Linked DNA regions of Homo sapiens: region 1 is linked to region 2. A link is an interaction called in ENCODE POLR2A ChIA-PET data of the cell type or tissue named here. Cell type or tissue: A673. All regions are shown on one strand. Each heading gives the region's core, and the rest is flanking DNA. Links, peaks and the distances in the headings are about the cores only.

Evidence for each region. ChIA-PET counts read pairs that join two places held together with the same protein. Peaks named below come from ENCODE experiments on the same cell type or tissue, not always from the same donor. Only the 100,000 strongest peaks of a DNase experiment are listed, where the experiment ranks them.
Region 1: POLR2A ChIA-PET joins it to region 2 with 6 read pairs; 2 of 35 experiments call an interaction of 5 or more read pairs at or near these places.

What each region holds. Positions count from the first base shown.
Region 1 is chr5:127,529,024-127,533,420 of GRCh38, reverse strand. It overlaps PRRC1 (proline rich coiled-coil 1), which reads right to left. Exons shown (of 9, transcript NM_130809.5): 5 at 3,025-3,127. Among named protein-coding and RNA genes, the nearest start is that of PRRC1, 14 kb to the right of the region's middle. In A673, for the core only: no CTCF peak of the experiment used is centred there; no DNase peak of the experiment used is centred there.
Region 2 is chr5:126,681,399-126,685,795 of GRCh38, reverse strand. No RefSeq gene overlaps it. Among named protein-coding and RNA genes, the nearest start is that of SPMIP10, 52 kb to the right of the region's middle. In A673, for the core only: no CTCF peak of the experiment used is centred there; a DNase peak (open chromatin) is centred at 1,695; H3K27ac peaks cover 414 bases.

The sequences.
Region 1 (4,397 bases), core at 201-4,200, 850 kb before region 2:
CACTAATGTCAGGACTCAAAACTGACATTACATATCACAAGCCAGAAATCACATATCTGGCTTGTGAAGTGTAAGTTACATATTTAGTATACTCCACGGAAAATTAAAATAAAGACTTACTGATAGTAAGTGATTTGTCAATGAGTTGCAGAGAAGTTATGTACTAAACAAGCACTACCATGAAATATACTTTTTAACCTAGAAAATAGTTTAAATATGGGGTCATCAAGCTTTTTATTAAATATCCCCACAATGTTCTGAGCATACACCACAAATAGATATTTATCAATTATACATGTACTACTGCCCTAATATAAATATGCAAGCATATATGAAATTGAAATAACACATAAAACTTAAAATTTAAAATATTAAGAGTAATACGAAATAAAAATATTTTCAAATATTTTTAATTTTTCAATTACTTAAACAACCTAAGTACTACTATTTCTAGACAGATCAATTTGACCAAATGTTTCATTATTTTTAAAAATCTTAACCAAACATTTCTGTGATATAATGAATTCAAAGCCCTTGTTCTAAACACAGCACATTTTGATATTTGGCATTAATAGTTATCACCGGCAAAAGAGATTTTTCATGAAAATTGTTTATAATGTAAAACATTTTGCCCTAGAAACAAGGTTGTTTTTCCCTAATAAATATCATGTGGAACAGGGAAAGATATTTTCAAATATTTGGGTTTTAAAAATAATGGATCCCTTTTTCCTGACTGACATAATGTCTCACAGATCACATCTGTACTGGATACTTCAGAAGTTACTAGGACATAAAAGAGAAGAAGAATATACTTTTTTTTTCACTTTTTTCCTCCACATGGGACACATCTCTCGACCTTAGCTAAGTACTGCTCCATTAAGCTTCAGCTCAAAATGGCTTTTCAGCTTGTGATGAGTAGTCCTGCCATTTCTAATACTTTTTGAGTTTCTTGACACATACGAAATTGTTACATCAAATGATTTCTAGAATATTTGTGTAAAAATACCTTAAGATGGCCGGGCGCGGTGGTTCACGCCTGTAATCCCAGCACTTTGGGAGGCCTAGGCGGGAGGATCAAAAAGTCAAGAGATCGAGATCATCCTGGCCAACATGGTGAAACCCCATCTCTACTAAAAATACAAAAATTAGCTGGGCATGGTGGCGTGCACCTGTAGGTCCAGCTACTCAGGAGGCTGAGGTAGGAGAATCGCTTGAACTCAGGAGGCAGAGGTTGCAGTGAGCTGAGATTGCACCACTGCACTCCAGCCTGGCGGTAGAGTGAGACTCCACCTCAAAAAAAAAACAACAAAAAAAAAAACCTTAAGATTTACTTTGAGTTGTTTTGTTAGATCAGAATGGTGATGCTTTGCTGTCAGTAAAGATGTCAGCTTTCTTAAATTCGATTTTATTACTTTTTAAAGCTGATAAAGTTATGACATTTGCTAATAATAGAAATTTCATTTCTGTACCTTTCTTTTTTCCCCTTCGGTGTTACACATTTTTCTTGATGGCTCTACCTTTATCATTTACTAGCTTCTTTACCTTGTGGAAGTCACTGAGCTTGTTTCTTTGTAGAAAAATGCCTGCTATCCAGCCTGGCCAACATGGAGAAACCCCGTCTCTACCAAAAATTAGCTGGGCGTGGTGGCACACGGCTGTAGTCCCAGCTACTCAGAAGACTGAGACATAAGAATAACTTGAACCCAGGAGGCAGAGGTTGTAGTGAGCTGAGATCACGCCACTGCACTCCAGTCTGAGTGACAGAGTGAGACTCTGTCTCAAAAAAAAAAAAAAAAAAAAAAAGAAGAAGAAGAATAAAAACACCTGGCACCTCATAGGGTTTGCTCTAAGGATTAAATAAGGTAATTGCTTTCATAGTCTAACATAGTACAGCCATTAAAACAGCAAAAGCTCCAAAAATATTAATTCCTTTTTTTCCTTCATTCAAAATATGTACTTGCAAAGAAAAGAACATATATGGTGGACTCCAATTTTGAATTCTTTGGACAGTTACAAACACAAAGAACAACTCAGTTGATTTAATGCTTGATTCAATTTTCTACTACAAGGGAAGCAAAGTGGCTAAGTGTAAAAAAATTGAGCATGAGTTCAATACAGCTCCACCAAGTTGTGTGATCTAGGGTGATAACTTACATCCCTCCAAACCTAGATTCCTCGTCCAAAACTTGAGGAAAATACCTACCTTGCAGAGCTCTTATGAGAAAGTGCCTGGCAGAAGCATTCAATAAAGACACTTAACAATTGCTAGGCCTTATCTTTTGATATTTACTAGACAGTAAACTACCAACATAGTCAAGACTTGTGAAAGCTATTGGCTTTTTATTGCCACTGAAATCGCTGTTCAGGTACCTGCTGCACAATTTTGACTTAAAAGTTATCTTTTACAGAATTACTAATAATTGGTCACTAAGCCTTGTGATATTTTTTCACATATTGGATATGTACATAAAAATTAAATAGCAGACAGTATCTATCAACTGTCTGGATGATTCTGGATGATTAGTGTTCAGAGGTGGTTAAAAATAGCTTTCCCAATATACCCAGTCATTAGATATTATTAACTAGATTTGCTTCCTCCAAAAATATTATCCCTCAATTACACACAAACATTTAATTAAAATAGATAACAGGAGAAATGTAAAAAAAAAAAAAAGTATGAAACAAACATCACTTCAAATGTCAGTAGTGAATAAAGTAAAATTCATATAAAGCAATGCTAACCTATATTTAAAATTAAAATCAGCAAGTATACCAATAATTCATGGTTTTTACTCCTTCTAGGATCATTCTGTGGGATTTTCAAAATTTATTTAATGACTTTTAAAAAAGATGAATTAGTAACACCAAAAAATAAGACTGACAATTAAATTAATGCAAGAATATAATAAGAATTTCCACTGATTACACAATCAGTGGAAACGAACAGAGAATTACAATTAGTGGCTGATGTGGACATACCCTTAAAAAAAAAATGGCAGATACCGGTCTAACTTATGTACATACTGATATAGGGAGCCATGCCAGGGTCCAGCGTTGTAATCATGCTTTCTACTGAATGTTTTGTCTTATCAAGCACAGACTTCACCATAGGATTCCCAGCCACACCCTGCATAAAACAAATCAATATGTAAGTATTCACTCTAAGTGAGGAACACCATGATCTTCATGATTGTGAAGAAAACTTTTTTAAAAGTTTCCAATGCATCCTAAACCAGTACTTTTGTAAGATATATAAGGTCATGACAATATCAAATTGCTATTAAGTTTCTAAATGATACTCTCAATTTTTTTTCCTGACTCAGCAGTGTGTAGACCAGCAGCAATCTACAGATCACGCTTTGAGTAGCATGGGTATGGAAAGGATGCTATACTATATATACATATATATGTGTGTGTATATACATATATATAATTTCACTTCTACTTATTTATATAAAAGATTGGGCAAAACTTGTCCCTTAGGGTCCCAAATAAAGGTCCCAATCAGGTGTCTACGTAAGTCCATACTTGTTCCCTAATAAAAAAAATAAAAAGAGTAAAAACACCTCTCGTCTGGGGGCAGAACAGTTACTTATTACCTTAACGTACAACATTTTGCTATCTTCTACTAGTTTCTTCTTTTTCCTACTTCTTGTTTCTTGTTTTGTACATTCCCAAACTCGCCATTTATATTCAGATCTATTCCTCTGGATTCTTAGAGCCGTTACTACTAAAAGGAACCAAGTCTTGAGTATTCCTTCTTGTGCGATACTTCACAAAGGGTAAAAGACACTCCAGGGAGCAGTGCCTCCTGAGATGGCATCTGACTAACCTGCCATGATTCCCCATCTTCCAATCTGCCATTAAACTAAGGTGACTCAGGAAAAGATGAGTTCATAAAATTGAAATTTAAGACTGCCAACCAACCATATGCTGAAACATCATGACTTACTATTTACAAGACCTATAGAGTTGAACTGGGTATTACAACTCATGACAAACACACTGACACATGCTCTTAACGAGGGACAAAATGTTGTAGTCTGTATGCAAAAAAAAACTTTTTAAAAAAGTACAGAGGGGTATTAAAAAATAAACAAGCTTAGAAAAATGCCACATTCCTGAAACATGAAGCTCAAATACTACAAATCAGCCAATCATCTACCAATTTTAAATCTTTAATATAATAATAAATTATAATTATAATAATAAAATTGCAAACAAACCCTTAGCAGAATATTGGAACTTGGCAGAATGATTTCAAAATTCATTGCAAAAAAAATTGGGAAAGATGAGTAAAGAAAAATTTAAAAGAAAAATCAGCCAGCTTATACAACTTACACAACTAAATACTGATATACATTTATAAATGCAGACTTGAACTGTCCTATCTTACT
Region 2 (4,397 bases), core at 196-4,195:
TCCCAAAGTGCTGGGATTACAGGCGTGAGCCACCACAACCTGGCCTAGAAAGGACTATTTTAATGAAAATGTTGAATAAGATTAGGACTATTTTTAAGTTATCACTGATAATGTAATAAAAATCTGTCTTCCCTTCACCCCACCTTCCAAAACTTGCTCCTCTTGTAGTCTACCACATTGTGGTGAATGCCGACTTCATCCTTCTAGTTGACAAAGGATAACTAAAATTATGCTTGTCTCTTCCCTTTCTCTCACATCCTGTATTTGACCCATCAGTGGATCTTGTCAGCTCTACCTTTAAAATATCTCTAGAGTCTGACTTCTTTCTGACTTCTTTTCATAACCTTGCCCACCACCCTGGTCTAAGCCACCATCACAGATTATTGTAGAGGCTTCTAAATGATTTTTCCTGTTTCTATCCTGGTCTTTCCACAGTTTACTCTCAGGAAGTCAGAGAGCTCCTTTTTTCTTTTTTTTTTCTGAGAGTCTCACTCTATCACCCAGGCTGGAGTGCAGTGGCACCATTTGGCTCACTGTAACCTCCGCCTCCCAGGTTTCACTTGCGTCCGTGTGAAGAGACCACAAAACAGGCTTTGTGTGAGCAATAAAGCTTTTTAATCACCTGAGAGTCAGCGAACGGAGATAGGGGTGGGGCCGTTTTGTAAGATTTGGGTGGGTAGTGGAAAATTACAGTCAAAGGGGGTTGTTCTCTGGCAGGCAGGGGAGGGGGGTCACAAGGTGCTCAGTGGGGGAGCTTTTGAGCCAGGATGAGCCAGGAGAAGGAATTTCACAAGGTAATGTCATCAGTTAAGGCAGGGACCGGCCATTTTCACTTCTTTTGTGGTGGAATGTCATCAGTTAAGGCAGGAACCAGCCATTTTCACTTCTTTTGGATTCTTCACTTGCTTCGGGCCATCTGGACTTATACGTGCAGGTCACAGGGGATACCATGGCTTAGCTTGGGTTCAGAGGCCTGACACCAGGTTCAAGCAATTCTCCTGCCCCAGCCTCCTGAGTAGCTGGGATTGCACTCATGCGCCACCATGTCTAGCTAATTTTTGTGTTTTTAGTAGAGACGGGGTTTTACCATGTTGGTCAGGCTGGTCTCGAACTCCTGACCTCAGGTGGTCTGCCCGCCTCTGCCTCCCAAAGTGGTGGGATTACAGCCATGAGCCAGCTCTCCTGGCCGAGAGCTCCTTTTAAAATACAATTCAGGCCAGTGTGGTGGCTCACGCCCGTAATCCCAACACTTTGTGAGGCTGAGGTGGGTGGATCACCTGAGATCAGGAGTTCAAGACCAGCCTGGCCAACATGGTGAAACCCTGTCTCTACTAAAAAAATACCAAAAAAATTAGCCAGCTTGGTGGCACCCACCTGTAATCCCAGCTACTAGGGAGGCTGAGGCAGGAGAATAGCTTCAACCTGGGAGGTGGAGGTTGCAGTGAGCTGAGATTGTGCCACTGCACTCCAGCCTGGGCAAGAGAGTGAGACTCCATCTCAAAAAAAAAAAAAAAGAAAAAGAAAAATTAATGCTGGAAAATTAAGCAAGTTAAAGCTTAATTTTAAGATATGCCAGGGTAAGGTTATATTTAATTACGTATGCAGTAGACAACCACTGAGAAGAAATGAGCAGAAATAAATAGGACAGGAAATGGGTTTAAAATGAATAGTCTACTAGCATGTCAAGATGCCTTGGGGCTAGAAAGGCTGTTCAGAGTCTAATGCTATGGTGTCATTGAGGGAGCCTGAAATAAGTGATGGCAATTTTAGAAAGGAATGATATGAAAAACCCTGTGTATATTGACTAGACATAAGTTGGCAAATGAATGGTTTTAGAAGGTAAAAGAGGAAACACAGAGGCCACGGAGATTTTAAGTCCAGGTGATACTAGAAGCACGTGCTAGATGCTGTTCGTTCCTAATGGAACGGGTCTTAGATCCTCCAACACCTCGTCTTAGTCTATTTACAGTGCTATGAAGAAATACCTGAGACTGGGTAATTTATAAAGAAAGAGGTTATATTTGGCTCACGGTTCTGCAGGCAGTACAAGACACATGGTACCAGCATCGGCTTCTAATGAGGGCCTCAGGAAGCTTCCACTCACAGCAGAAGGCAGAAGGGATCAGGCATCACATGACAAGAGGAAGGAGGCAAGAGAGAGGGGAAGGTACCAAGCTCTTTTTAAGAACCAATTCTTGAGGGAACCTAGTAGAGCAAGAGAGAACTCACTCATTACTACGAGGATGGCACCAAGCCATTCATGAGGGATCTGCCCTCGTGACCCAAACACTAGGACCCACTCCGATATTGGGGATCAAATTTCAACATGAGATTTGGAGAGGGAAAATATCCAAACTATATTAACCTCCTCTAGTGTTTGATGCATTTTTCTGTAAGGAGATTTTGAAATAATTCCCCAGATCCTCAGCAGAGAAAGCCAGCAACACCTTAGGTCTCAGTTCTTAAGGAAATCACTGTTCCTTTTATACTAGTAATAGGAGTACACAGATTAAACACTGAAGAGCCAGGTTTGTGGTAAACTGAATGGAGCAAAATGCTTGACAAAGAGGGGGAAGAGATCATCTGTCTTTTCTGTCCCTTGAAAAGCCTTACAAGATGTCTTTGCTCAAACTGCAGCTGAGCACTAGAATTTGACAAAAACTTGCATGGCTATTCAGCAAGGCATCATCCAACAGTTGAAACTGAATCTAGTAGCCCAGCCTCTGAGGATTGCTCATTGTCCTCACTTGTGGGAAAGTCAGCCCAATGGAAACATGCATATTACACAATGGGTGAGAGACATAGGCAGCCCAGAAAAAGTCAGAGACCCAGATGCTTTCCAGTCCCTTCCTTGTCTATACTTGGCCTAGATTTCTTTTCTTTTTCTTTTTTTTTTTTTTTTTGGAGACTGAGTCTCGCTCTGTCACCCAGGCTGGAGTGCAGTGGCGAGATCTCGGCTCACCTCAAGCTCCGCCTCCCGGGTTCACGCCATTCTCCTGCCTCAGCCTCCCGAGTAGCTGGGACTACAGGCACCCGCCACCACACCCTGCTAATTTTTTGTATTTTCAGTAGAGACGGGATTTCACCGTGTTAGCCAGGATGGTCTTGATCTCCTTGCCTCAGCCTCCCAAAGTGCTGGGATTACGGGCATGAGCCACCACCCCCGGCCCACTTGGCCTGGATTTCTTACACAAGCATCAAGTGATCAGTTAAATGCCCTGTCCTGTACAAAAAAAACCCAAAAACCAAAAACCAAAACACAAACAAACAAAAACTATGTGAGATTCAGAAAAACAGAATGTCAGAAGACTTTACATTTACCAGGAAAACAGATTTATCTGCGGTAGCTTTTGGAAATCTTTCTTTAATAATTTTGTGCCTTCCAAATGACTTTCTTTAAAAAAATGATTACTGAAACCAGAAAATAGGATTTTATTGGAACACAGCCATACCTATTTGTTTCTAAAGGAATTAAAATTTCAGTAGCTTTTAGCTTAACGTTGAATTCATTATTGGCTTGGGCTATGCGTCACTGATGCGGTGGTGGCCAGGTGCCCTGGAGTGTTTCTTGGTATTGCCAAACACAGCCATTTCCCACTGGACTTCCTTGGCCCCATTCTGCACTCCTCTGAAAGATAAATCACCCCCAATTACTGCCTTAATTGAATGGAATATTTGAGTCTACGTGATTATATCTAGCGCCAGAAGCAAAGAATCTAGCGTCTTTGACTCATCTCCAAATGTTAAACTCCAAAAATAAAAGATACTCAGTGATTAAATAGTTTATTGTAAGTTAAGTTGACTGCAAAATTTAATGCATTGAAGTTCTGTGCTCCCACTCCTCTCAGCCTATAAAGAACTGTTGCTGTGTATTTCTTGAAGAAATACACTATAGATAATCATTAAATATCAGAGCTAGAAAGGCTCTTAGAGGTCCCATTGACCTCTCTCACATTTCATCTTACAGTTGATAAAACTCAGGCTCAGAGAGGTAAAGTTACGTTTTACCACCAGGTGCAATGGCTCATGCCTGTAATCCCAGCACTTTGGGAGGCTGAGGTGGCCAGATCACCTGAGGTCAGGAGTTTGAGACTAGCCTGGCCAATATGGTGAAACCTTGTCTCTACTAAAAATACAAAAATTAGCCTGGTATGGTGGCAGGTGCCTGTAATCCCGGCTACTCGGGAGGCTGAGACACGAGAATCGCTTGAACCCAGGAGGCGGAGGTTGCAATGAGCTGAGACCGCACCACTGCACTCCAGCCTGGATGACAGTGCAAGATTCCGTCTCAAAAAAAAAAAAGTTTTTTTACCAGACCCTATAACACGCTGGTAGAGGAGCCAGAACTGGAATCTAGTTCTCAGCCATGGGCTTTTGTGCTTTATCATGTTTACAAT